Linked DNA regions of Mus musculus: all the other regions are linked to region 2. The links are chromatin loops, found by intact Hi-C in ENCODE. Cell type or tissue: left cerebral cortex. All regions are shown on one strand. Region 1 overlaps Zfp618 (zinc finger protein 618). Region 2 holds the start of Zfp618 (zinc finger protein 618). Region 3 has its middle 10 kb from the start of Gm24117. Region 4 has its middle 49 kb from the start of Gm25391. Region 5 has its middle 5.6 kb from the start of Gm30699.

What was found. Peaks named below come from ENCODE experiments on the same cell type or tissue, not always from the same donor. Only the 100,000 strongest peaks of a DNase experiment are listed, where the experiment ranks them.
Region 1: a loop joins it to region 2, with 9 times the contacts of the local background. A loop is called at or near these places in 8 of 42 quality-filtered maps.
Region 3: a loop joins it to region 2, with 6 times the contacts of the local background. A loop is called at or near these places in 7 of 42 quality-filtered maps.
Region 4: a loop joins it to region 2, with 2.4 times the contacts of the local background. A loop is called at or near these places in 6 of 42 quality-filtered maps.
Region 5: it touches region 2 in a loop (6-fold over the local background); 11 of 42 quality-filtered maps call a loop at or near these places.

The regions. Positions count from the first base shown.
Region 1 is chr4:63,116,200-63,121,199 of GRCm38, reverse strand. It overlaps Zfp618 (zinc finger protein 618), which reads right to left. Exons shown (of 15, transcript NM_028327.1): 12 at 2,571-2,654. Among named protein-coding and RNA genes, the nearest start is that of Ambp, 35 kb to the left of the region's middle. In left cerebral cortex, a CTCF peak has its summit at 2,117 (motif pointing right); DNase peaks (open chromatin) are centred at 2,130, 2,651 and 3,221.
Region 2 is chr4:62,963,812-62,968,811 of GRCm38, reverse strand. Zfp618 (zinc finger protein 618) reads right to left here and starts at 3,245. Exons shown (of 15, transcript NM_028327.1): 1 at 3,106-3,245. The coding sequence starts at 3,138. In left cerebral cortex, a CTCF peak has its summit at 2,561 (motif pointing right); a DNase peak (open chromatin) is centred at 4,788; H3K4me3 peaks cover 1,251 bases.
Region 3 is chr4:62,819,926-62,824,925 of GRCm38, reverse strand. No RefSeq gene overlaps it. Among named protein-coding and RNA genes, the nearest start is that of Gm24117, 10 kb to the right of the region's middle. In left cerebral cortex, CTCF peaks have their summits at 2,157 (motif pointing left) and 3,219 (motif pointing left); DNase peaks (open chromatin) are centred at 1,163 and 2,150.
Region 4 is chr4:62,887,409-62,892,408 of GRCm38, reverse strand. No RefSeq gene overlaps it. Among named protein-coding and RNA genes, the nearest start is that of Gm25391, 49 kb to the left of the region's middle. In left cerebral cortex, a CTCF peak has its summit at 2,589 (motif pointing left); DNase peaks (open chromatin) are centred at 1,684 and 2,519.
Region 5 is chr4:62,778,282-62,783,281 of GRCm38, reverse strand. No RefSeq gene overlaps it. Among named protein-coding and RNA genes, the nearest start is that of Gm30699, 5.6 kb to the right of the region's middle. In left cerebral cortex, a CTCF peak has its summit at 2,724 (motif pointing left); DNase peaks (open chromatin) are centred at 2,287 and 2,705; H3K4me3 peaks cover 814 bases.

The sequences.
Region 1 (5,000 bases), 150 kb before region 2:
CCACTAGCTTGGAGACAGAAAGGCCAAGGAGAGGCAGGAGCAGAAAGAGGGGAAGCCACACAGATATAGGCTGCTAACTCAACGGGCCTGCTGCTTCCTGGGCGCTTACTCCGTGGCAGGCACTGTTCTGAGCACATGGGAAGGACAACATCCAGGCACCAGGAGCTCCCAGGAAACAGACTCTGCCCCTTGGGATTCACAGCTTAACCCTCTGCCCGTGGGACCACACGAGCATCACTGTTCATGGAGGAAACAAGATGCACGCATGCACAGATGAATAAGGACACTCACAATGGGAGGGGGAAGCAATGAGAGAAAGAGGGGGGAAGCGAGGCAGTGGGTACAACTGGATAAGCTGGAGGATGGGCTAAGTGGAGCAGGCAGCAGGGACACCAAAAGCTCAGAGTATTCAGGAAGCACACTAGTGCCTGGCAAAGAAGGGGGCAGTGGGAGGAAAGAAAGACCACACTGTTAGGTAGAAGGGGAGGGAAAGAGAGGGAAAAAGGTGGCTTGGAAGAGAAGTCCTGAGGCTGTCTGGATAATCAGAAGTGGGTAACCTGTCCCCCCTCCTGTGTGCTCAGGGTTCTACCTACCTGACCTCTCCACCCTCCGGAGCCCCTAGCATCCTCCCAAGGCTATTACTGGGACTAACCCTCAGGGTGGTCCAAGGCCTGTCTATACCTCAGGGAGGCCAGAGAGTCACTCTCTGCCCTGCTGTGCCCTCTTCAACCCTCCCATCAGGACCATCACTTACTCTGCAGGAGAGGGAAAGGGTTGGAAATCAGGGGACTTGCAGTTTCTGCAAAAGAGAAACAGTTTAGCTAAATGTTCCCCAGTCCGGGCTGTGAAGGCACCACAGCTGGTGAGCGAGCCAGGGGGCCCTCTTTGGAGAGAGCTCCTTGGTGGACACACAGTCTGTGTGGGAAGGTAGGTGAGAGGTGCTGGTAGAAAGGCACAGCCATCAGAGAAGGCAGTGTCACTTGATATCGACCAAGCCTCAGGGTGCTCTGACAGTGAGGCTCTGTGACCCAGGTATGATGCTCATATGGCCACGCACTTAGCCACTTGGTTGTCTTCTGGCAAGCCCTCCTACTGTCTGGCATTGCCAGAGAGTGGGGCTGGTAAGCCTTCAATATAGCAGGCAGCAAAGTGGAGTGCAGGCAAAGTAGGAGGGTCCTGGCTCCACCTGTAGTCTGGGGGACCTGGGGCTACAGTGGACTTATCCTGAGCCTCAGTTTCCTCATCCAGAAAGTGGGAGTAACAGGAACACTATCCCCACAGGACTGTGGCAAGGGTGAAAACAGACGCAACACACAGAGCTCGGAACACATGCCAGCCACGTCGTAAGTGCTCAATGAATGGTGGCTGCCAGCGCAAGCAGCAGCCCATGACAGTGCTGTCCCTGCATAAACGTTAGCCCTGGTGGCAGTAGAGCTGTAAGGGGTGCAGCATGGCTTGGGTGGAGAGCCCAGGGTATGACAGGAGACACGTTCTAGCTCCAGGCTGCCACTTAATCCTCTGTGGCCCCGGGCAGGTCATGCTTTCCTCCTAGACCAACCAATTACAGAAGCTCTGAGGGTCACAGTGATGACCCAAGTGGTACTTGCACCAAGTGCTTGGTTTACACCAAGGTAAAACAAGCCAAGCAACGCCCAAAGCAACACTCCCTCCCCTCCTCCTGCCTGTGTTCTCTGGGGCTGTCCGTGCTCCTCAAGCTACTTGCAGCCGAGGAGGAGTTGGGACTCATCTAGACCACTCACTGGAGCCAGAGGAGCAGGGATCAAACTTGGGTTTGAAGGAGCTTGGGTCTACTACTAGGCAGAAGCCTCCATCTGGTATCTGTGATCCGAACGAACCATTTGCTGAAGCCCATGTGGCCAAGAAGCACCCACTACAGGTATGTACCAGGCAGTGTCAGCACAGTGGGGCATTCACTCAGGCCTAATATTCAATGACATCAGCTTCATAGTGGCAGAAGACCTGTCCCCTCCTGTCCTGGCCATAACTGTGCATACATTCTTCCTGTCCCTTTCTAAGATAGGGATTGCTGGTGACCATCCACATTCCTGCCAAGGCTTTATAAATCCTGGAGTCCCAAGCTGTGCCAGTACAAGGCAGCCACCAGGTGGCAGCAAACACCACCAGGAGCTCTCAGGCCAAGCCATAGCACTGCAGGGTCTAGAAGAGACTCTCTTCTGTGGTATTGGGTACAGAACCTGGGACCTCTGGCTCCAGTATCACCCCATTTGCCTCTCTGGAAAGAAGCCTGCTACATATGGCACTACTCAGCAAATGGCTCTCTTAGGGTTACCCATCTGGGCTGGCGAGGTTGATGCCTGAGTTTGGGATTAAGGAAGTTCCCTGTCTGTGGGCAAGGGCAGAAGCCACAGACGGGCTCCTAGATATAATGGTCCCTTCTGCTTCTCATAAGCTCTGCTCTCTCTCTCTTTCCCTACCCAGCCCCTCTCCCAACAAGCCCCACCATGCATCAGAAGACCCCAGTCATAGGTACCTGCTCTTCTGTGGGAGGTGACACGTGATGCCACATGTCACACCACAGACAGACTCACCGCTGGAATTTTGTGAGCTGCTATTGGTCTCTTCAAAGTGGTTCTGTGCTTTGCTTTCTACTCGACGACTGAAGGTGTTTTCTGCTGGAAGGAGGCAGAGAGGGGGCGTGATATGGCACGGGGAATGGTCAGCTTGTCTGTCAGGGCTGAGTGGGCAGGAGGCCCATGGAGCTCAGAGAATGTGTGTCTGGGAGGTAGAGGGATGGAGAGGGAAAGGGTGACCTGCCCAAGGACACACTGGTGAAATGCAGCCGGCAGACAGGTCAGGGCCCCATTTTCTACTCCAGGATTGAGTCGCTGGGATGAGCTTCCCTGTTTTCTCTGGAAGATTCTGCTGCGACAGCTCCCAAATGAGGATTGAGGATGTCAGTCCATTTCCTGGAGGCAACTTTGACCCAACAAGAATCTCAAGGCATAAAGGATGTTCTGGGACAGAACATGTGACAAGTAGGGAGGGGTAGTTTCATACTTGCTCTGGGAAGGCCAAAGACTGTGTGAGGAGGGTCAGAACTTGCATGGGGAAGTAGGAACTCCTTGTCAGCCACGTCTAGTACCTTCCCCAAAGCTTACATCTGCAGCATCTCTCTGGAAACCCCACAATGCAGGGATGGACTCGGCCAAGCAAAACTCTATACTTATATCCCCACCCACACGAGCAGACAACAACCCAGCTCTTCTTTCTATGATGCTCTGGGTACTACAGAACACAGCTGATCCAGTACATGAAGGTCTCAGGAAAGTCAATTTGAGATACTCAGCCATCTCTGCCCCTTATACAGCTTGGATGAGGCTACCAATGGCTCCGAGACACTGACCAGAAGGAGAGTCGCTGGGCTTTAACTTAACCTGCACCCAAAATATAGGGATTTTTAAGGATTACATATCCTTCCAAGTGGTGCTGTTTGAAAATCAGCTGGAGAAACACCACTCAGCAGGTCTGTCCTACCCAACGAAGTGCTGAGTGATATGGATGACGGATGAGGCAGCCAGCCTGAGGCAGTTCCTATAGGCCTGCTCAGGTCTTCCATTTGCCTCAAACTCTCCCACAGCCTGTAGAGGCTTTGTGGCACTGTAAGGACCATGCTTCCTCTGTGTCCCTTACAGCTTGGTTGAGTACCTCCAGACAGCATGTAAGCTGGCAGAGGCCCATTCATTCTCTATCTACAGAGGGTGAGGGGCTCTCATTCTTGAGCACCTACTGTATACCAGCTAATCCTCCCAACACCACGAATGCAGTACGACCCATTTAACAGGCAGAGAGACACACTGAAGTTGTCAGGCTCCTGGACCCACTAGGATAGCACGTAAGGCTTTATCTGGGGCAGGTGCCTCCTCTGTAAGAAGGAAGGTCCCCTTCTCTGCCTTCATCTGTATTCATAGGGGAACAGGCAGGTAGGTATTTCAGGAGAAATATAAATCCATGTGTGTATGTCCACCTGCACACAAACAGCCATATTCTCCAGGATAATGACAGTGACAGTCTCGACCTCTCACACGCACCATTTCACAGCCCCTAACCTGGTGCCCTTGGATTTGACCATACAGTTTGCCCAGGTAAGATCCACCCCAGGGATTCCAAGTCTCACAGAGGCAGCCACTGATGTGCCCATGGTTTGCTTGACACTTGCCTGGAGACAGTGACATTCAATGACTGCAGTCTCCACAGACAATTCTCTGCAGATGCTACGGACCTTCAAAAGCTCAGCCACAAAGCTCAAGAAAAAGGGTAAAGTCAAGAAAGCCCTGACCCTACAATCTGGTGAGCCAATGTCTACCACCAAGGAGACCATGGTGGACAATCTAATTCTTTTAAGGTGCTGAGGATGGAACGCCAAGCAAGGTCTCCATAATTACTCTTATCACTGAGCTACCCCCCAACCCTCTTTTCTTACTTTAAGACAGGGTCTAACTAAGTTGATTAGTCTGGCCTTGAACCCACTCCATAGCCCAAGCAGGGCTTGAAATTTTGATCCCCCTGACTTAGCCTCCTACCTGCAAGCAAAAACACAACTGTCACAACACAGCATTTGAAAAATCCACACTTCAAGGTTGGTCGACTCCCCTCCTTTTGGGAAATATAAGCACAGTAAACACAAAACCACAGCCTGGCCCAAATTAGCTTCTTAAACCAGAGGAAAGGCAAGCACAGGCTACCAATAAATGACCTCAGTGGCTCACTCATCTGACCTCGCAATGCAAACATTTTGTACATTTAGTGGGCAGCTTTGGCCTCCTGAAAGCAACTGAAAGACCCAGAGCCTCAGTCATCTGGGTAGGTAGACCAAGGCTTTTCTCATACAAGTCTGAGTCCCAGGACTCCTGGAAACTGGTACCTAGCACATAGTATGTCTTCTGTTTTGGAAGAAACAACTACTGGGGACCTTGCTACCCAGTCACCTTCTGGAGCCATAGCCCCCTTTTGCATAGGCC
Region 2 (5,000 bases):
TCTTTCAGAACAATCATGATGAGAGTAACCAATTCCATAAAAAGGAAAAAAAGAAGGAAAAAAAAAAAGATCTACAAAACAAATTACTCGCAATTTCTAGCCATAAACCATAAAACTACAGCCAACAAAACAAAATTCTCAGCAGAGTAGATTGCAGACATCTGAGTGGCAAGGCAGACTGTAGGCTATACCAAGAGATTCTCATTCCTTTGCACCGGAGATAACCTGTTATCTCCATCCTGGACCTTTGCTGAGGCGCCCTTACCCCATCCGTCTATCCATCCCTATGTCCATCCTTCTCCAGCCCTGGCCAACTTGAGCCCACTATCTCGCGAGGCCTCTAGAACTTCTGAAATTATAAATTCCTCGACTGTCAAGACATCGCCCTAAATAATTCAAGAGAAGAAATTTTAATTATGCACTTAAAGGAAAACAACAAAACAACAACAAAAAGGCTCATTCCAAACATGTCAGAACGTGGCCAGTCAGCCCTGAAGGATTGTTACAAAAACAAAAAAAAATTTTTTTTTAATTAAATTAAATTAAATTTCCCAAATGCTACGGCGATGATGGGGACTATCTAACCTGTGCCAATGTTAAATTCATTCCACAGAATTAGCAGCCCTTCAGAAACCCAGTTTCCATAAAACAAATTGGTGAGGTAGGTCCAGGACCACCCGCTAGCTGTTGATCCCGGGTCCAGAGTGGTCTATCCCCACCCCAGGTAACCCATCATAGCTCCAACCCCAACGTCTACAAGGTCCCCCCAAGTCCAACTAACACACTCCTTTTGGTTTGAAAAATTTGAACTTTTTTTTTTTTTTTACTCAAAAAAAAAAAAAAATCAGCACATCCGATCAGCCTAAATCATCACCAATTTCCCTTTATCTCAGAACAGATCTTATTCTCTTGTGTCAAATTTCCATCCAGTCAATATTTATCCCTTGAAAATTTTTCTCTTTTTTTTTTTTTTGTTTCACCTTCATTTGATTTATCTTAAGGACAAAACCTCCACATAAAATATTGTTTATAAAAAATGCTTTCAAATTCCCAAGGCAAGCATCTCTGGGTTTGGCTTTTGTGTGTATTCTGATTAGTTTTTCTTTCAAAGAAAATAATAAATTTTCCTGCTAGAAACAGCTGAGTTGGTGTTTCAGTTCATTTCTTCAGCAAAGTGTTCTTACCAGGGAAGATGGATTCAAATCAGAATTTTCATCTCTGCCATTCTCTCTCCCACCTTTTTTTCTTACTGGGTCAGTAAAATTTGTGGAATTTTCTGTTGTTGTTACAAATCCCCTCCCTTCAAAACACACACACACACAATCTTCAAATGATCAAGGCTAATGGATTTCTTCTCTTTTGACAGCAATAAAAAAAATTTGAAAAATGCAAAATATTAATGAATTATCCAACCCCACATCACAAAGAAACCTGAAGCCAACCTGAATTTTTAAAAAAGGAACTGATGATAATACTCTAATTGGACTAGAAAACAAAATTGAGAAAGACAAATTCTCCTCTTTAACAAGGATTTTTTTTAATCCTTATCTCCATCAATTGATTCACTTGTGTGTCGTAAAAAAAAATGGGCTTCTGTGAATCCACTGTTAGTTTTTCATAATAATGTTAATTATGCATATCTTATTTTAATGGCGGCCTCTCCTACAATTCTGTGGGCTACTCAGTTTGCACAATATATGAATTGACATTTTTCTCCATTGAATATTGCTCAAGAAAAGGTCCCTGACATTTTCTAGATAAAACAACAACAAAACAAGAAATGCCTAGACCTTGCAGCAAACAAAATCAGGAAACAGTCATAATTATTCCATCAAAGCAAAACACACACACAACACACACAACACACACATACACACACACAACATAACAAAAAACAGAAAAAAGACCGGCAGGATTTCACTCTAACTTTTCCAATTTCTGTTTTTCTTTAAAATCTCAGGAGTTAAATGCAGTAAAATGTAAATGTAAAAATTTAAACCTACAATTTTTGGGTGTGTCCAAAGCCAACATTTTAGGATCTATTTTCTCTCCTAAATCCTTCTTTCTTGGAAATGGAAAAACTTTGAACGCTGCCAAATGGCAAAATTAGTCATTTTTGCCTACGGAGCAAAACAAGCCGCAAATTATAATGAAACACAATTTCTAATTGCTTCATAAAGCCAATTCTCCCAGCTTTCCCTAAACTGAACTATTTCCCCCCTTTTCTCATTCCAATTACTATTTTTTTTTTACTCAAATTAAAATAACTTAGGTACCTAAACTGCCTTTGCTTTTAGGAGGTATTTTTGCTTTCTCCCCTTCAAGAATTGAATTCATTCAAATTCCAGCTTAATTTTCATTTACATATTATCTGGATTTGGCTTCAGAAATAAAATTGTCTCCATGTCCTTTCAATGATCAAAGTGAAAATTTTCACTCCAAAAAAGATAGAAAAAAAGAATCTTTCCCACATCCACCAGTTTGTAGATGAAACTTTGGAATAAATAAGAAATAAAAAATATTTCTTTTCAATTTTAATTTCTTTTTTTTTTTATTTACAAAATAGTATCCTCTAGGTGGCGTCGTTTTAATGGGAAAAAACTACCGTTTGAAGAAAAATTAGAAAAAAAAATTGAGAGAAGGAAATATGGCCTTAAAAAAAAAAAAAAAAAAAAAAAAAAGATTGTTGCAAAGATTGGGGGCCTGGAAGGAAAGCTCTCCTGGGGGTCACCAAGGACCATGAGAGCAGAGAGGGTCAAGGGGAAATTGCAAATTTCGGGGGAGGGGGAGATCTGGAAGAAGGTTGCATTTTCGCAAAATCTGAATTGTCCAAACTGCAATGGCTGCTCCGTGCTCTCGCCGCTTTGTTTCTGGGCTCCGGTCCGAGCTGGGGGCCGCGGGGGGCGGCGGGGGACGCCGGGTGAGGGGTCCCCATTAGCCTCGGCCGCCGCCCCCGCGTCGCCCGCGCCCCGCAGCGTCCCGGGGGGCCGCTCCCGCACCCCGGCCGCCCGGCCCCACTCCGGATCCCCCCGCCGGCGCCCGCGCTCGCCATCCCGCGGGGCTGCTGCGGCCCCCGCCCTGGCCCCCGCCCCGGCCCCGCGTTACCTGCGGAGCTGCCGCGCCGTCCGGCTGGCTCATCGGTCCGTGCGGGAGGAGGCGGCCCCGGCGCGTCCTGCTCCTCCCGGGCCGGGCTGCGCCGCGCGCACAATGCCGCTGCCACCGCCGCCGCCGCCGCCGCCGCTGCTGCCGCTCCCTCCTCCGCCCGCCCCGCGCGGGCCGGGGGGCGGGGGCCGGGGGCGCCGGGGGGGACCGCCGCGGGGACCGCAGATCGCCCCGCCGGCCCGCGCCCGCCGCGCTGCACCGCGCCCCGCACCGCCCCCGCCGGCCTCCGAGCCGCTGCGGGCCCCCGGCCTCTCCTCGGCCTCCGCCGCGGGCCTCCGCGACGCCCCACGCCTCACACAAAGCCGCCGGTCCCCCGCGCCGCCGGCGGCCCCCCAAACTTTCCCGCGCCAGCCTCGCGCGCGGGGCATTTGCTCGCGTGGGGCGGAGGTGGGGGCACAGAAAAGTTTTGGGGAGCGGCCTCTGGTGGGACAGAAGGGGTTAATGGGAACGCCTCTCCCCTCCCCACAAGCTCTCCCCCCCCCCCAAATCAGATCGATTTTTTTTTTAAATAAAAGTTTTGAGGAACGAAACTGGAAAGCTTCCTGGGAATATTCGGTAGCCTAGGCTATACCTAGCTCCCCCCTCCCCGTCCTCGCAGATAAGTTTGAGAACTGAGGGCCAAGGGGACCCTCTCTAACCCCCATCAAGTCTGAATATAAATTTACTATTTGAGGAGCCTCTCTTCTGTTTGATGTCAGTGAAGTCACTTTTTTACCCTCCCCCGCCAAAAAAAGTAAAAGTATTAAAAAAAAAAAAAAAACACAAAACCTGACCCTATGGAAGGAGATGTTGAAGGTTGAACAAGGGTCAGCCCCTCCCCCCCCCCCCCCCCCCAGTTAGAAAAGGAAAATTTTGACTTATCCCTCTTACTTGAACTGAAAGGTTAAAGAGGCCTGCTCTTTCAAAAGTCCTAAACTATAAAAATACAAAATGTTTCTTATATGAGAGCTTCCTCTTTATGACTTAGGAAGACTTAAGGGTTTGTTTCTGTCCTCCTACTCCCAAAATAGACTTAAAAATAATAAATCAGAAAGACCTGGCCTATATGAAAACTAGAGAGACCCCTGGATTCTTCTCCCACAGCTAGTTGAGTTTTAGAATAAGAAGTTGAAGAATTGCCATGTATCAGATGAGAAAGGAACCAATGTGTTTCCTTACCCTTCCCTTGAGAAAAAAAAAATAAGGATAGGATTGTTTTATGGAAATTAAGGCTAGTTAAACGGGTGCTTTTTCTGACTCCACCTTAAGAAAACATGTGTAGGAGCTTTTTAAAGTTTAAAGAGCAAACTCCTCTAAACAGAAAGGGCTCTAGAACTGTCCGTCCCCTTAGAACCCTTCTTCTTCCTTCAAGTTAGTTTTTAAAGACACCACTCTCCTGGAAGAATCAGTCTGTGGGAATTTGGCCCTCCGTAGAAGAAAAACAGTGAAGAACCCCACTTTTCAAACCCCAGCCTGGTAAATACATAAGAAGTTAAGCAGCATCTTCCAGTTACATCTGGAAACCTCTAAAGTCAGTGATTGATTTGAGATTTAAAAGTACCCATTTCTTTTTCCCCTGCTTATCGCGTATGTTCTTGGAAGAGATCTGGCAGCATCTTCCAAGGCCCGTGTGGATCAAGTGGGAAGCAGAGCTGGCAGTTGGGCAAGCCTGGCAAAGCTCTGCCTGCTTGCCTCACCTCCTCCTAGATACTAGAGCCTTAAACTGTTTTCAGAGTATCTGCCTCCTGGCCAGGCCTGCTCCTCTGCCCAAGCTAAGGCTGATAGGATTCCCTGGAATGGTAAGGAAGGAGATCAACGCAGTGGGATGGTTATCAAGAGAAAAGCCCTTCTTTGAGAGT
Region 3 (5,000 bases), 140 kb after region 2:
CAGACATCTGTTTCTACTTTGAATCTGTCTGAATGTGATTTTACATGAAATTTCTATTTGCATGTTGTGTTGGTTTAAGAAAGGGGCTTGTGCTCTGCATGACATATGCAGCTCATAAAATAATGAATGCCTACGCCTCGCCGTCCAGAAGACAGTGCGCCGGCATTGTGGTCTGCATATTAAAATGCATCTAAGCAAGTCATTAAATAAAAGCAGAGCCGTTTCCACAGAACTGTGCCATGCAACTCTGACTAATTGAGCGCCTACTAGGTCCCACAGGGCTGAAACTGGGCTCTGTCTCTGAAAGAGACTTGGCTTCAGAAAGCCTCGCAGAGGACCTACTCTGTGCCTGATGTGTCAGACTCAAGTAGCATTTAGAAGGTAAAATGACACAAAGGCATAGTTGCTCTGTCTCATCCTTTAGTAGCAATACCACCCTGGGCAAGTACCTTATCCTTTCTGTGCCTCAGTTCCCATATCTGTAAAATGGGGAAAAAACTTGCCTCTTCAGTTAATTGGGAGAATGGAAAATGAAATTAGGAAACAGAAGGAAGGTGAAGAGATGAATCCATAGTTAAGAGCATGCATTGCTCTTTCAGAGGACTTGAGTTCATTTCTCCAAAACCATGTTGGGGGTTTACAGTCACCTATAAGTCTAGCTGCAGAGGATCTGATGCCCTCTTCTGAATTCCGTGGACAACTGTACTCACACATGTGACCCCCCCCATACATAATTGAAAATACGTGTTTAATTTTAAAATGAAAAAAACTAATCCCAGAGGTAAAAGGACTGCCCGCCCACACAAGCTATGCAGGCAAATGAAGGGGGTGGGGGTGTCCACAGACCCTTTGACTTCAAACTCAAGGCTGTTGAATGGTAACAGCCTGCTTCTTACCACTGCTGTTCAATGTCATCTGGGCTGAGAACAGAGTCAGCCTCCATTTGGGGACTTGATATAAACTCTTAAGCAATTTTCATAAATCTAAATAGCTTTCCTATAGTTATTCTTCTCTCCAAGTTCATCTTAATCCACGCGTCACCTGCAAAGATGGATGAGTAATTTAGAGTCTTGATTGATGTGGGTTTTGCCTTATGCCTTTTCTCGAAGTTAATGGGAGCCATGCGGTCCCAGATCCATGAATCAGCCCTGCTGGAAGCTTGCCACAGGAGGGAACAGAGAACAAAAGACCAGCGGGGTGCTGGAAGGCAGTCACACTCAGGGATGGGGCATGGGCAATAAAACCCCATGTGTAGTGCAAACACTGAAGCTAGCTAGGGTCTCCGCAGTGCCAGCATCCTAATGGGACCTCTCCTGGGATCTTGGGTTCTACACCTTTAAAATAGGGGTAAGTTGATGAAGAGATGGTTCAGTGGGTAAAACATTTGCCTGGAAAATGTATGGGTCTGAGTTCAGATCCTAGAAACCTGTACAAAAAGCCAGGTGACATTACACACCCATAATTCCAGTGCTCTGAGATGGGAGGGGAGACGGGAATCTCTGCCAGCTCACGGGTCAGCTAGCCTGAACTTCATGAAGAGGCTCCCTGCCCGTGAGAGACCCTGTCTGAAACAAAAGAGGTCAGACTGTACTTAAGGGTGGACTCTCTAAGATTGTCCTCTGACCTCCACCCGAGTCTCACATGTGTGTGCCATGTGTGTGCCATGTGCACACCTATACATGTACCTATCGGTATAGTCAGAAGATGCTTCCAAGGTCCTTTGTGCTAAAGGCACGTGCTGATGGTGTGGGAGATGGTGCAGTAATGGATCCAAACATAAAACGAGGATTCAGGAAACCAGCCCAGCCAATGGAAGAGATACCTGGCTTATCTTTTATCAACAGCAAATTATGCAGTGGTGGAAATGTCATCACAGAGAGTATGAAGAGTGTAGGAGGCACACACACAAGGCAAGGCTAAGTAGACTTGGTGCCAGAAATCAAAATAAATAAATAATGAAGGACGACAATAATGCTCTAAAAGTGTGGATTTAGCCCAGTAGAAATTAGACTGACCAGGGTCTTGGTGCAAATAAAATCGTGAGACTTTGTGGAGAGCCAGGTGGGGAGGAGACCGGAGGCAACCGCCTAGGGCACAAGTTCATGTGGGAAGCTGAGTTGTTGTACTTCCATCAAAGTCCACAGCGCCCCCCAGTGGAGACTGAAAAGTACACACTTGGATTCCTTTTCTGCACAATTTCTATTGACCCAGTCACTCTCTACTCTCTTGAAATGCATGATTAAAGGACAATCATTTGAAAGGTCACTAATTAAACCAGCATCCGGGACCATCTATGGTTCTTAATACCCCTAGCTGCGACTCTTCACCACCTAATTCTTCTCTTCTCACATGTGGGACATGGGAGAATTACAGAAATAATAATAATAATAATAATAATAATAATAATAATAATAATAGAATAAGTAAGAAATAAAGGAAAAAGAAAGAAGGGAAAGAAAAGCAGAAGGAAAGAAAGAAGGGGAAAAAGAAAGAGAGAAAGAAAGAAAGAAAAAAAGAAAGAAAGAAAGGAAGGAAGGAAGGAAGGAAGGAAGGAAGGAAGGAAGGAAGGAAGAAAGAAAGAAAGAAAGACCACAGAGGGTCTCGCACTGTAAACCCAAGAATGGAATCCTGTCCTGCAGCATTGTGGAAGTCTCCAACAGCATCTGTAGTTCCTGCTCTTGGACACACTGTCCTAGTAAGAAGATGAGTATGATGGTGCATGCCTAGAGCCCAAGCAGTTGGGAAGCTGAGGCAGGAGGATCACAAGTTGAAAGTCATTTTGCTTACCTAGTGAGACCCTGTCTCAAACAAACAAAAAAGTGATAGAATTGGGGATGAAGATGAAGATGAAAGCTATGGGGGGGGGGGGGAGGCAGTCCCAGGGATGGGGAGGGAGGGAGGGAGGGCAGGAAACTGAACAGGAGACAGTGACAGAGAAATAAGGTGAATCCCAGCGCCTGAGGGCTCGGCACTGCCATCTTCTGAGTAGACTCTTGCTAACCACAGCTGGGAACAGGTACAGTTCACCTGCAATGCTTCCTTCTAGAGCTGGTGAGTAGAGGCAAGTGCTGAGAGCTAGATAGATCTAGCCTTGGAATTCCCTGCCACCCTTTATCGGGGGGGGGGGGGGGGGGGGACCACTCTAGGGAGTTCTCCAGAGTTGGCGCCCTCTGCTGCCACGTAGCCAAAACACTCCCCTTCATCAGGGCTTGTTGGACAAGAATTTAGGTCTTGTGTTTTGTTCCCACAAAGCTGGAACTTGAAAGAGTAACCAAGGCTCCTGTACCCTGGCCCTATCACTTCCTCTTCCACCTAAACCTGGAAGGAGGAGAGTTACCTGACCTTAGCGTTACTAACCTTGGTCCCCAGTAAGAGGAACTTTTTAACTGATGATTACTTTAAAGTCCTGGGGCATGGGATGCCCTGCCCTGCCTCCTCTGCTCCGCTCAGGTTCTTGGCAGGAGCCCAGGCAGATGTGTGGCTCAGAAGCAGAGACTCCTCCTGGTGGGCTGTCCAGGCTCTTCACTCAGGAAGAGTGGAAATGGTTGTTGGTTAGGTGTTTGTCCACAAATATAGACCTGTCTGACTGTTTTATGAATAAAAAGCAAATGACTGTCTCTGCTCACTAATATCCTGGCTCTTATCTCTCATCTGGTCCTCATTTTTGATGGGTAAAAGACAGGCTTTTGTCAAATCCCTAGAACTCTTAACGAGAACCTATTTGGAAGAAATTTGTTGTCCCTTCAGGGGTACCAAAATCTGTAGATGCTCAAGTCCCTTATACAAAACGATGTGTCATTTGCATATATCCTACACACATCCTCCAGTAAACTTTAAATCATCTCTAGGTTATTTATTATCCCTAATACAATGTAAATGCTATGCAAATCGTTTTCCTACTGTATTGCTCAGGGATTAATGACAGGAAGTCTATTCACACTCAGCACAGGGGTAATTTTCTTTTTAGAAGAATTTCAATCCTTGATTGGTTGAATCCTCAGATGCATAACTCCCAGATAGGGAGGGCGTCCTGTATACTTATTAACTGGCAGTTTTATAATAAGCGTCAAAACTGGATGTGGTACTGGTGGTACACATCTATAAACCCAGCCTTGGGGAAATGGAGGCAGGAGAGTTCAAGACCATCCTTGGCTACATGGTGAGTTCCAGTCCAGCCTGGGCTTTATGACACTCTGTTTCCAAAAATCAAACACATAATAGGTACCAACAAAATATTATTATAGCATTCAGGAGACGGAGGCAGGTGGGTCTCTGTGAGTTCCAAGTGAGCCTGATCCAAATGGTGAGTTCCAAGCCAGGGCTAGATAGTGTCTCAAAAGAAAAGTTGAGATGAGGAAAGAGATGTGAGGTTGTTCCTAGTCCCTGGTGCCCTGATTCCTGTTCCATGCCTCCTAAGCATGCCTTGCCATGTATCCATCTTTGATGTCATCTTATCTGTTAAGTATTTAAGTCTTGACCTTCATTTGTCTAGACTGCTCTCTCTGTGCTCTCAGCTGTGTCCACATCCATCTTCTCCACATTCCTCCCTCTCTCTCATCATTAGGAAAGAGGCTTCTGTCCCACCTTGTTTGTGGGTGGTACCAGGTGAGTCTGACCTGATGTGACAGAACCAGAAAGTACAGAGTTTCCTCTATCTTGTATTCTTGCTGAGGCCATTTTTGGTTTGACTAGAATTTAATCTCCGTGGTGGAGAATCCCATGGGAAATTATCTTAGCCAACTCTACTCTAGGAACCCCAGATCAAGATGCACCAGCAAACTTAGCCTCTGTTAAGTTACCTGCTTGTACAACCTCCCTCTGTAGCTAACCACTTGTCTTAGCTTCTGTTAAACTGCTTGTTTGCATGAAGTCCCCTCTACTGCCCCGTAGCTGCATAGCAAGATACCAGGATGTTTTTGCCTTCAAGAATCCTTTGCTCTGGACACTCAATGCACTTGGGTCTCCAGATACCTGAGTGTAGTCCCAGCTGTTTGAAATAA
Region 4 (5,000 bases), 76 kb after region 2:
TGAACACATACTCAAAAATACACACAGCATTTCAAATATAGGTAAAATGAAACTTTTCTCTCAGGTGTGTGTATATACGAGAGGGAATGAGAGAAAGAGAGGTTTTTTTCCTTCCACCACGTAGATTCCAGGGATTGAGTTCAGGTTATCAGTCTTGGCAGCAAGCCCCTTTATCCACTAAGTCATCTTGCTGACATTCAAATTATTGTTTCTTCATACTTCAAAAATGAAGAAATAAAACCAAAGAGACGAAGGTGCAGCGCTGCCTGTGTGGAGTGGGGTTGTGGGGTTGGAGAAATGCTTCAAGAGACGGAAGCAATCGGCTTGACCACTCTCCACCCATGTTTCATGCACTTCCCATCACGTGGTTTTAAAAACAGTGTCAGGGCAGGGTAAACATCCAAAGGGTGACAGCCCTGGACCCCTACGGTATTTGAGCATTTGGGTCTGCCCTCCAAGACCCAGTTTTGCTGAGCAGGTCTGTGTTTTCTATCTGAAGTGCCAGCTCTCTCTTTAATTAGTTCTGAAGTTTTGAAAGTTTTGTTTATTCAAGATTGTTCTCTCTCATTCTCCTAGGGGTCCTTCCGCCATCACTGCCCAATGGCAGGACCGGAGGCAGAGCTCCCTTAGAGAGAGAGAGAGAGAGAGAGAGAGAGAGAGAGAGAGAGAGAGAGAGAGAGAGAGAGAGAGAGAGAGAGGTGTCAAGGCACTCATTTGACTGTCAACTAATTACCTTGAAATTCTGTCTAACAAGCATCTATGCCTCTTCCTGCAATTTAGAAAGTCACCACCTTGGGCCATTGCTCCATTCAGCAGATGAAGAAACTGAAGACCAGAAAGGTCAGAGTGAATTATCCAAGGATGCACAGCAAGCAGCTCAGCGGGAGAGCTCGTACCCACTTGTCCCACTTGTCTGCCCCTCCCATCCCCAGCCCTCTTTGCAAGGGGCTAATCCAGAAATTCTGTTCTGAGCTCTGTACCTAAATGAAATGCCCCTCCCACCCCGCCTTGCTCCTGCTGAGAGTCCAGTGGCTTCTTCCGAGCCCGATGGGGCAGCCATTGCTCAAGACAGTGAGCAGGGACAGCTGCAGCTCCCGAACGACTTATTGCGCCATCACTCTCTCCCTGTCAGGTCTTATTGCGCCAGCATCTCCTAAATGACAAAGTTGGATTCATTAACTGTAAATTCAATCAAACTTGAAAGAGAGAGAAAATAAAAGTGACTTGGAACAAGAGGGATGGAGGGTGCTGGTAGGCAACGTGGAAGCGGCTCAGGCCGGTTCTCAGTCTTGGCCACAGGCAGAAGGCAATGCCTACCCTAAGCTCTGCGCGGATGCAGGGGCCCCCCAGCCAGGGTGAGATCTTGGCAAATCTCTGTACCTCTCCCAGCCTTAGTGTGATTCTCTGTAGGTGGGGGTTACAGCATCTTCATACAAACGAGTGGAGGATAAAATGGGGGAGGGGCTGTTTTGGGGAAGGAAGCAGTGATCAGGGATGCATTTACTAGACCTTTTCCACTCTCCAGCACCAGGTCACCGGCAGAAGCACTCTGGCAAGGACGTCCCTGGCTTGAGGCTGTGAGGAGAGGGAGCCGACTGAGGACTGCACAGTTGGAACTACTCTTGTGGGTGACGGAGGGATTCTCAGATCTCAACTGTGCATTTTTGACTCACAAAAGGAATGCTATTTATGTCTTGGGAAATGGCTCAGTGGGTAAAGTGCTTGCTTTGCAAATGTGGGGACCTGAATTGGGATCCCTGGCGCCCACGTATATGTAAACCCACTACTTCTAAGGCAAGATGGGGAATAGAGACAGGATCCTGAAAGACAGCTAGCAGAGAGAGTGTTTGGAGCATCAAGAAGACACTCTACTTCAAACAAAGTGGGAGGCAAGGCTGTTCTCTGACCTCTACAGATGTGCACGACACATGTACAGTACACCCTTACACCTGCAAGCATACACACACACCACCCACGACGTGCACACGAGGGACAAAAGCCAAGAACATCTTTTCTGTCAGGTTGTGTGTATAAACATGGAGCCATTTTATACTGAAGTAGATAGATGCTAATTTTATTGTTATATGGAATTGATTTTATGACCTACTGTTGAACGCCTTAGCCAAGGTAACACAGCAAGCTGGAGGTGGAGCTGGGCTAGACTCTGCCCTTTTGGGTCCCTGGTCGATGCAGTATGCTTCTGATAGCTATCCCTGTCTGATCTACAGGGCCTGTTGGGTGAGCACCCATCCAGGAGCAGAGAGGGGGTAAATGTGTTGTTAGGTGAGGCTAGAAAGCACAGACAGGTTGCAACTGTAATGCTCAGAGGAAAGGGCTCCCATGAGCACTTGCACACCGCGGGATTCTGATAGAGGTTCAGTGAGGGCATTCAGCAGGCAAGCCAACTTGGTCTGATCCTGATGCTACCACTGTGGTATCCTGGGCCCTTGGAAGGAACATGTCTCTCTGACTTTCCTTTTTAACTTTACAGGTGTGTGGAGCTTGTGGAAGGCTGATGTCCCCTACACCTGATTGGGAAGGGATGCTTTGGACCTCCCACGGGCGCTTTGAAGCACTGCCACCTACTGGTCATTCCCTCTCATTACATCCTATCTGTTGGGAGGGTTCTATATTCACCCACATCAGGCAACTCTTCTGAATCTACAGAGCAATCTTGTAGGAAAAGCAAGGGTCCTTAATTTACCTTATGTATGAGGTAACTGGGGGCCAGAGAGGTTAAGTGGATTATTTAAGAACACACAGGAAATCCATATGGATGTCCTGGCCCCCAGTCCAAGATTGGGATTCAGCTTTAAGTGACAAAATCCAGTAGTCTGCGCAGCTCTAGGCTGGACGTGGACTCTCAGTCTGGGCAGAGAGAGGGAGATGACAGTGTATATGAATGGTTGCAAGGTAGGTGTGGCACATTGCATACTGATTAGCTTGCTTCAGGTTCCCAGGAAACCCAAGCGGAGGAATGGTGTCACTGGTCTGGGGCAATCACCTGGCTGACATGGTTCCTGCTCAGAGCCCTATTGGTTTTCTGAATGAGGATGGCTTCCTGGTGGCTGGAGGGCTGGCTCGAAGGTCAGACTCCACCCCTGTCATCTTATTGGCCATATGAACTTGGGCATGAAGGGAAACTCTACAAAGTAGGGAGTCTCCGTTTCTCCATTGTAAGACATTGGTCACATCTTAGCTCACTGCATGCTGTGTGGATCGAGGTTTGTAATCTCAGAAGGCATTCAGGCACCTGGCTCAAGACACTTAGCCAACAGGTAAACACTTCTAACAGTGTTGAGACATTGAGACGTCGGCAATCTGGACTCTACTGCTCTTTGTCTCTGGATCCTTTAGCAACCTTGGCAATCCACCCCTCGGTCCTCCCCAGACTCTTCCCCTCTGCTGGGCTGTTCTGCTGAGCTGTCCCTCTGGCTTCATGGTCACTGTGGAAGGCCGCATTCAAGGTCAGCGGGAGGTGGGTTTGGCTAGGACCCATCTGCATCTCTGGTTGGAATGGTTCTTTTCTTTCTGTTCTTCTTCGAACTATTTTAAATAGCAAGGTCAAGCAAGCAGGACTACAAATCAATCCAAACAAAAGTGCTGAGGCACATACCCTTGAACTCCAGGGACTTAAAATAGCTTCCCCATCAACCCCAGCCAAACGCCCAATACCTAGGATCCCTGTCATCGTGGACTAATAAACTGTCCTCATGGAAACGGAGCAGAAGGAAACCCCAGAGTCAAACTGGCCGAGAGGCTGGCTTGGATTCACAGAGCTACACTGCCATCTCCCCAGTCCTGGGGCTGCACGGAGAGGTGGTTGCATTCTTATGGACATGAGTATCCTACGCGTTATTGTAAGCAACAATGGCGGAGGCATCTTAGTAATGACCCTGGCTGCTCTAGAAGTAGCAAGAGGGACCAGCTACCTTACATAGTGAGGTTGCGGGGGATGGGAATCACATAACTAGGGCTGGGGAGGGTAGCTGAGGAAGTGGGGTATGGTCATTCCAGAAAGGAAAATGAGATGCACTAAGTCTTTCCTCTGTGCCTGGCATGCGCAAGATGCTTCAGGTGTGATCAGTTCACTCCCCATAACTATGCTGTTTGAAGGGTGTTGCCATACTAGTTTTAGAAATTATACCTTTATTGAGAAAGAATTAGTTACTACCAATTCATCTTGACGTGCACACCCAGCAGTTTTAATATCTGTCAAAATCACAAGCATTGCTACCGTGTTCAGGAACATTCTCATTACCTCATAGGAACTCCAGACTCTTTAACAGTTATTCCTCACCCCCACTTCTAGCCACTGGCAACCATTCATCTACATTCAGAGTTAAGCAGCCATGAGCATCCTCTGAGTGTTTCCATGTATACATGTGTCGTTGATTCCTTTGGCATTGGAGGAGTGGACCTACTGAGTGTTGAACTCAGTACCATATTATTTTCCAAAGGAGAGGGGCCTGCCCCTCTGGAGCTCAGTATCTTTGTGTCTCCATCAAGCTTGTGAGTCTGCATCAACTATGGCCATCATAGCAGACGTGAAGGAGCCCCGCCTGGCGGTTTTGGTATGCATTTGCCTAGTGTACCTTCCATTATTTGTGTGCCTTTCTTAAGATACATATCAAATCTTTGGGTATTTGGGGAAATAACGACTTTTAAACTTTCTTGAGCTGCAATATTTCTCTGTGTCTTCCACACACCACACAGAGCTCTTATCAGATGTATGAATCACGGGTACTTCCTCCCAATTCTCCTGATAGCATATTTTAAATTAATTTTTTTATTCTTTGAGGTCTATTTTTGGATTTTTTTTTTTTGCTGCTATGCTTAAAAAGATATATGATTTCACACAAAGCACTTATATTTATACCTCTATTTTCTTCTAAGGGTTTTAGAGTTTTAGCTCTCACATTTAGATCTATGATCCACTTGGATTTAATTTCAATAACAGGCGAGGGGTGAGCTTACTCATTTGTGTATGGAAAGCCTGT
Region 5 (5,000 bases), 190 kb after region 2:
ACCTGGGAGCTCAGAGCTAGTCCCCTGCTGGGCACCTCTCTTGGCCCAAGGGCTATACCTTATACTCAGAGGACCAGCCTGAGATGGTACTCGGGGCAGGGGGCATAGAAGCTAAGATCCTACAAGGGAGATCTCACAGGGAAGTCCTCAGAGCTGGACTTCCTTGCAGAGGAAAGCACCCAGGACCTCAGTGTTCCCACCTGCAGTATGGGTGACAGTGACATCAGCCAACATTTAATGGGCACTTCTTATACCAGTCACCCTGCTAATGACTTCACATGTATGGCCACATTGAACTCGCAGACTGACCGCAGGAAGCACTACTCCACATAGGAGAAAAATGGGGTACAAAACTCTTGACGGAGTCGTTCAGGGCAATCAGCACTAGCATTAGAACCCAGGTGAGTGGATTTCGAAGCCAGCCCCGCCCCTCTCACCTCCCAAGCGAATCCCCTCTCACACATAAACACATACTCCTTGCTAGTGAAATGGATTTAGTAACTAACCATCCATTCATCCTCTGGGTACAGCCTCCGTTTTCCTTAAAAAAAGGAATACACTAAAGAGGAATGATCAAAATCAAGCCAGGTATGGGAGGGAAGAATTTCAGGGTGGAACTACCCCTCCTTCCTCAGGGTCCCCTCTCCACTGCCCTCCAGAGGCCTCCACAAAGGGCAGTTCCTATCTCTGCACTCTAAAAGCCACTTAGCAATCGCCACATATACACACATGCACACACCTGCAGATATTTCCAGGGATGCCCAACAAGGACAGGGCAGGGACGGGTGCATTCATAATTGGGAGGGGAGCAGGAATGATCAAGAGATCCTTATAGAAAGTCCCTGGGGACCATGAAAAGCAAGGTGTGGTTGTAGGGGGAACACAGAACTATGATAAAAATAAAATGACAAGGCCCTGCCTTGTGTGGGTGGCTCCTGAGGGGAGTCATTCTCCTAGGGACCCACTTGGGTCCATAACTAGTTTCCTCCCTAGCCCCCCTTGGCCTCTGGTAAGCTAGAAGTATCCCAAATAGGAAGGCGGGAGAAGGGGAGTCAGAAAGTCTGCAATGAAAGTTCCAGAGTCCTTCCACAAAGCCACCTGCTCTGAAGGAGGAATGGGGTCTCAGGGAGAAGGGGAAGGACAGGACTCATTGTCCCTGGGAGGCTTGGGACATCTTAGCAAGGTGGGGAGGGGACACTGTCAAAGGTGGGAAAGAATAGATGGGAATGGTGGCTGGCTCACGTTGGCCTGTCACTTCCAGCTTGTGCAAAGTCCCTGGACCCGTGGCCCTGTAAGAATAAGAGCAGCAGACAGAGCCGGTCCCCTCAAGGGCTTCCCTCTGTGCTTTTAACTGCTTTTCTGTGGGCTCAGGAGCCACCTCACCCTCATATGTATCCCTCAGCTGCACACCAGTCTGTCCATTTTCCCAAAGGGCAAGACCCTCATTCTGCCTCAAGCTATGACACTTGCCTGTCCCCAGGCTGCCTGCCATACTTCCCCCTGGTTTCTCCACTGCCCTCAGCTCCATGTCACCTCTGGGAAGGGAGAGGAAGGACTGTCCCTGCCACAATCACTCCTGTCTGCTGTCCTCAGGAACTTACCATTTACCGACAGTGTTGATCCACCCCTGCACCCCTCAAGACCTCCCTAGAAAACCACCCTGGTGGCCAGCAGGGGCCTTGTTCCTGAACTCAAAGCTCCCTCACAGTAGGTACTCAGGACAGATGTGACACAGCATGGGGCCCTCCGAACGCCTTTGCATCTTGTACATCTGTTTGGAGCCGCAGTTAGCCCCAGATGTGTTATTTCCCTTGTTAATTACCGCAGAGTAATTGTGGTAAGAAGTGTAAGTAAAGCAGGCATTAATGGGAGGGAAAACCGATTTCCTGCGCGGGCTCACAGGAGGCAAAGCTGGGTCTCCCTGTAGCCTAGAGAATTCAGAAGGGGAGCATTCACCTCACCCACCCTGCTTCTCAGGAAGGGTCCCCTCCCACGCTGAATCCCATCTCCTCTTTACAGAAGAGTAGGGACCTGGGAAAGCCTGGACCCTTCTAGGGTTGCCACCTCGATTCTTTGTGTCCCATAAGAGCTGAAAGATATTGAGCGTATAGGCTCTGCAATACTTCCCCTCGCCTCGCTCTTTCCATCTTAAAATGGGCTAGCGGCACTTCTCTGCTGTGCCTGTACAAGCCACAAAACAGATGGCATGTGTGGTGTCCTGGATGGGTATCCACCAAGGTGACACCTTTCACTCCCTTTGCAGTGTCCTAGAAAAAAGATGAGCCCCGCCCTGCGCCTCCACCTACTGGACTCTGCCGGAGAAGCTCCAGGTTGATTTTGACAAGGTTAGTGACAGATGTCTTTAATACGGCTGCTCCAGACCTCAGTTTCCAAGAAGAGCTTTCATTGGAAGGGCAGAAATGTCACGCCTTCGTGGGGGGGGGGGGGGTGTGCAGTACAGCTGTCGTATGCTGTTTCCATTTCTGTGTCCATCAGTCCTCCCCACCCCCCAACACACACACACACACACAAAGTGATCGGTATGCCCTCAGGGTTGGAGAAAGCAGAAATGGCTCCAGCGATGTAGAAGAGAAAGGGGGTCCTTAAAGCGCAGGGGAGGCGGGGTCACAACTGGTATATCAGAGCCTACTCATTGGTCATTCGCTGCTGAGCTGCAGCGATCCTGGGCTTGCGTTTGCTTCTCGATGACCTGAGACGCCCTCTTGTGGGCATCGGCGGTAGTAATGGGGCTTCTTGCCTCTCTTAGCGGGTTTTTTAAAGGATCTCTTCTGCCAAACGACTACTCTCCTATTTTCCAAAATACGGAGATGAGGATGTAGTCTTGTATCGGGTCCTACCATTAAATGTGGACCCATTATTTCACTTTTTAAAAAATCAACATACAAAAATTTGAAAATGACAAAAAAAAAAAGCACAAACAATGCAGTATAAGAGTATGCATTATTCTTCCAAAAGTCCTGAGTTCAACTTCCAGGACCCACCTCAGGGGCTCACACGCCTGGAACCTCAGTTCCATTGGATACATTACCTCTGGCCTCCTCAGGTATCTACCCACACACATTTACACATCCCTGAGTATAAAATAAATATTTTAAAAGAAAAAATATTTACAAGCCAACAGTGACCCTTACCCCACAGCCAACGAAAGAAGAGAATAAGGTTACAGTCTTCTTGTCCACAGGGTGCTGGTTTAGAAGGAAACTCAGTATTTCTGCAAACACTTGGTCAATTGGAGCTCAGCTCTGAGCTGCGGATCCAGGACCAGCCGTGATACGGACTGAGTACCAACTGGGTCAGCTCCAGCTATTGATCCTGAAACCACAGGTACTACTCCTATCCCACCTCTCCATATCTGACTTCTCTTTCCATCAAAAATCCAGGCAAGGTTAGCCCCAGGGCATGCAGTGTGCTTTAGAGAGCTCAACCCACCTTGCTGCAATGCTGAGTGCATGCGTTTGGGCTCCTAGTGTCCCTGCTCTAGCTCCTGACCTACACTAGATATGGTTACACAGTTAATTCCAAGCACACTTTGATGGGGATGGACCCTGCAGGCTGATCACGGCTGTGTCACTCCTCAGATATGACTTTAAGCCATCCCCCATAAGCCTTGATGCCCTCACCATTTGGAGTGATAATAGAGCCTTCTTCACCAAATAATGGCAAGCACTGAGTGGAGGTGCAGTATATGTGTGAGGCCCGGGGTGGTGGCTTATTTCATTCAAGCCACGTTAATTTCTCTTCAGATATGCATGGAACTTGACCCTGACTCTGTAAGGTCCAGATGCCTGCTTAGCCTTTGAGAAGGTCCCATTTTATGAGAAGCCCGTGCTGAAAAAGATTTAGAAATGCATCCAACACATTTTGTGTTAAAGGAGAAGGGAAAGGGGCCAAAGATGGAAAGGGAGTGGGCCACAGTCAGTCACCTCCAAGGTGAGCCACGGTCACCTGCAGGAGAGATTCTTCCTGTACCTGCAGCCAAGGCTTCAGTAAGTTCCGCGCTTCATGGCTCTGGATCTTTGTTTGGTGAAGTGGACACAGTTGCCCCTCCTCCCGACCATGACTCCCAGTCCAGTGCGGGAATCTCCCTTAGCAGGAATGAATGAATCACAGACTCTTAGGATCGCATGAAGCTGTGTTATACCTGACTCCCATAGTAGTCTTGGCTCAAGGTCTTCCCTGAAAGGACAGAAATCTTGGTAGAAACCTTGGGCCAGAGGAAACAAGCTCCTACTCCAGGTGGTTTGGGTTTTTTTTTCTAAGAAAAAAAAAGAATTTATATAAAAATAGGGTTAGCCTTCTCTCCCCAGGTGGACCTTGACCTTCACTGGCTGCAGGAGCAGAGTGGCCACAGTTTAAGGAAATGGGTGACTTCACATCCCTCAAATGTAGTCCGATGACCCCGGGCATTCCCAAGGTGAATGGCACTTTTCAAAGGTCAAAGGCCAAACACAAAATGCCAACGATTGCATCAAAACATCAGAGTAAATAAAAGTAAAAATAGGCCATCATCAAAATAAGCTGGCCACTCAGTGACCTGCAGCTGGTAGAGGCTGCCGTCCGCATTTCCTCCTTTCTTTCAAAAATAGCTGGATGCCTAGAGCTTTCTGGGGTCACCAAAGAGGAAAAAGTCCCTCAGGAGCCATTACAGAGTCCCAGTTTCTCCATCTCACTGTTGATATCACATGGAAAATCACCAAGGAGAATAATGATTTTCTGTACACACATGTAAACAAAAGAACATACAATTTGCCCTTTCTCCCCAGGAGAGCATTTTGCTTTTTTTATTTTTCCAGTTTAGAGAAAATGCTAAGAACACTTAGGGTGTTGTGGAAATGTCAGAAAATCAAAGACTCGATACTGAGACAATACAAAGAAATTTTTTGAAGACAAGCGGCTAGCTGACGGGGTGGGCGTGTGGTGAGCCAGACAGCAGCTATAAGGTTTCGGTTTTAGGAAGCAAGCTCAAGTGGGAAGGGAAG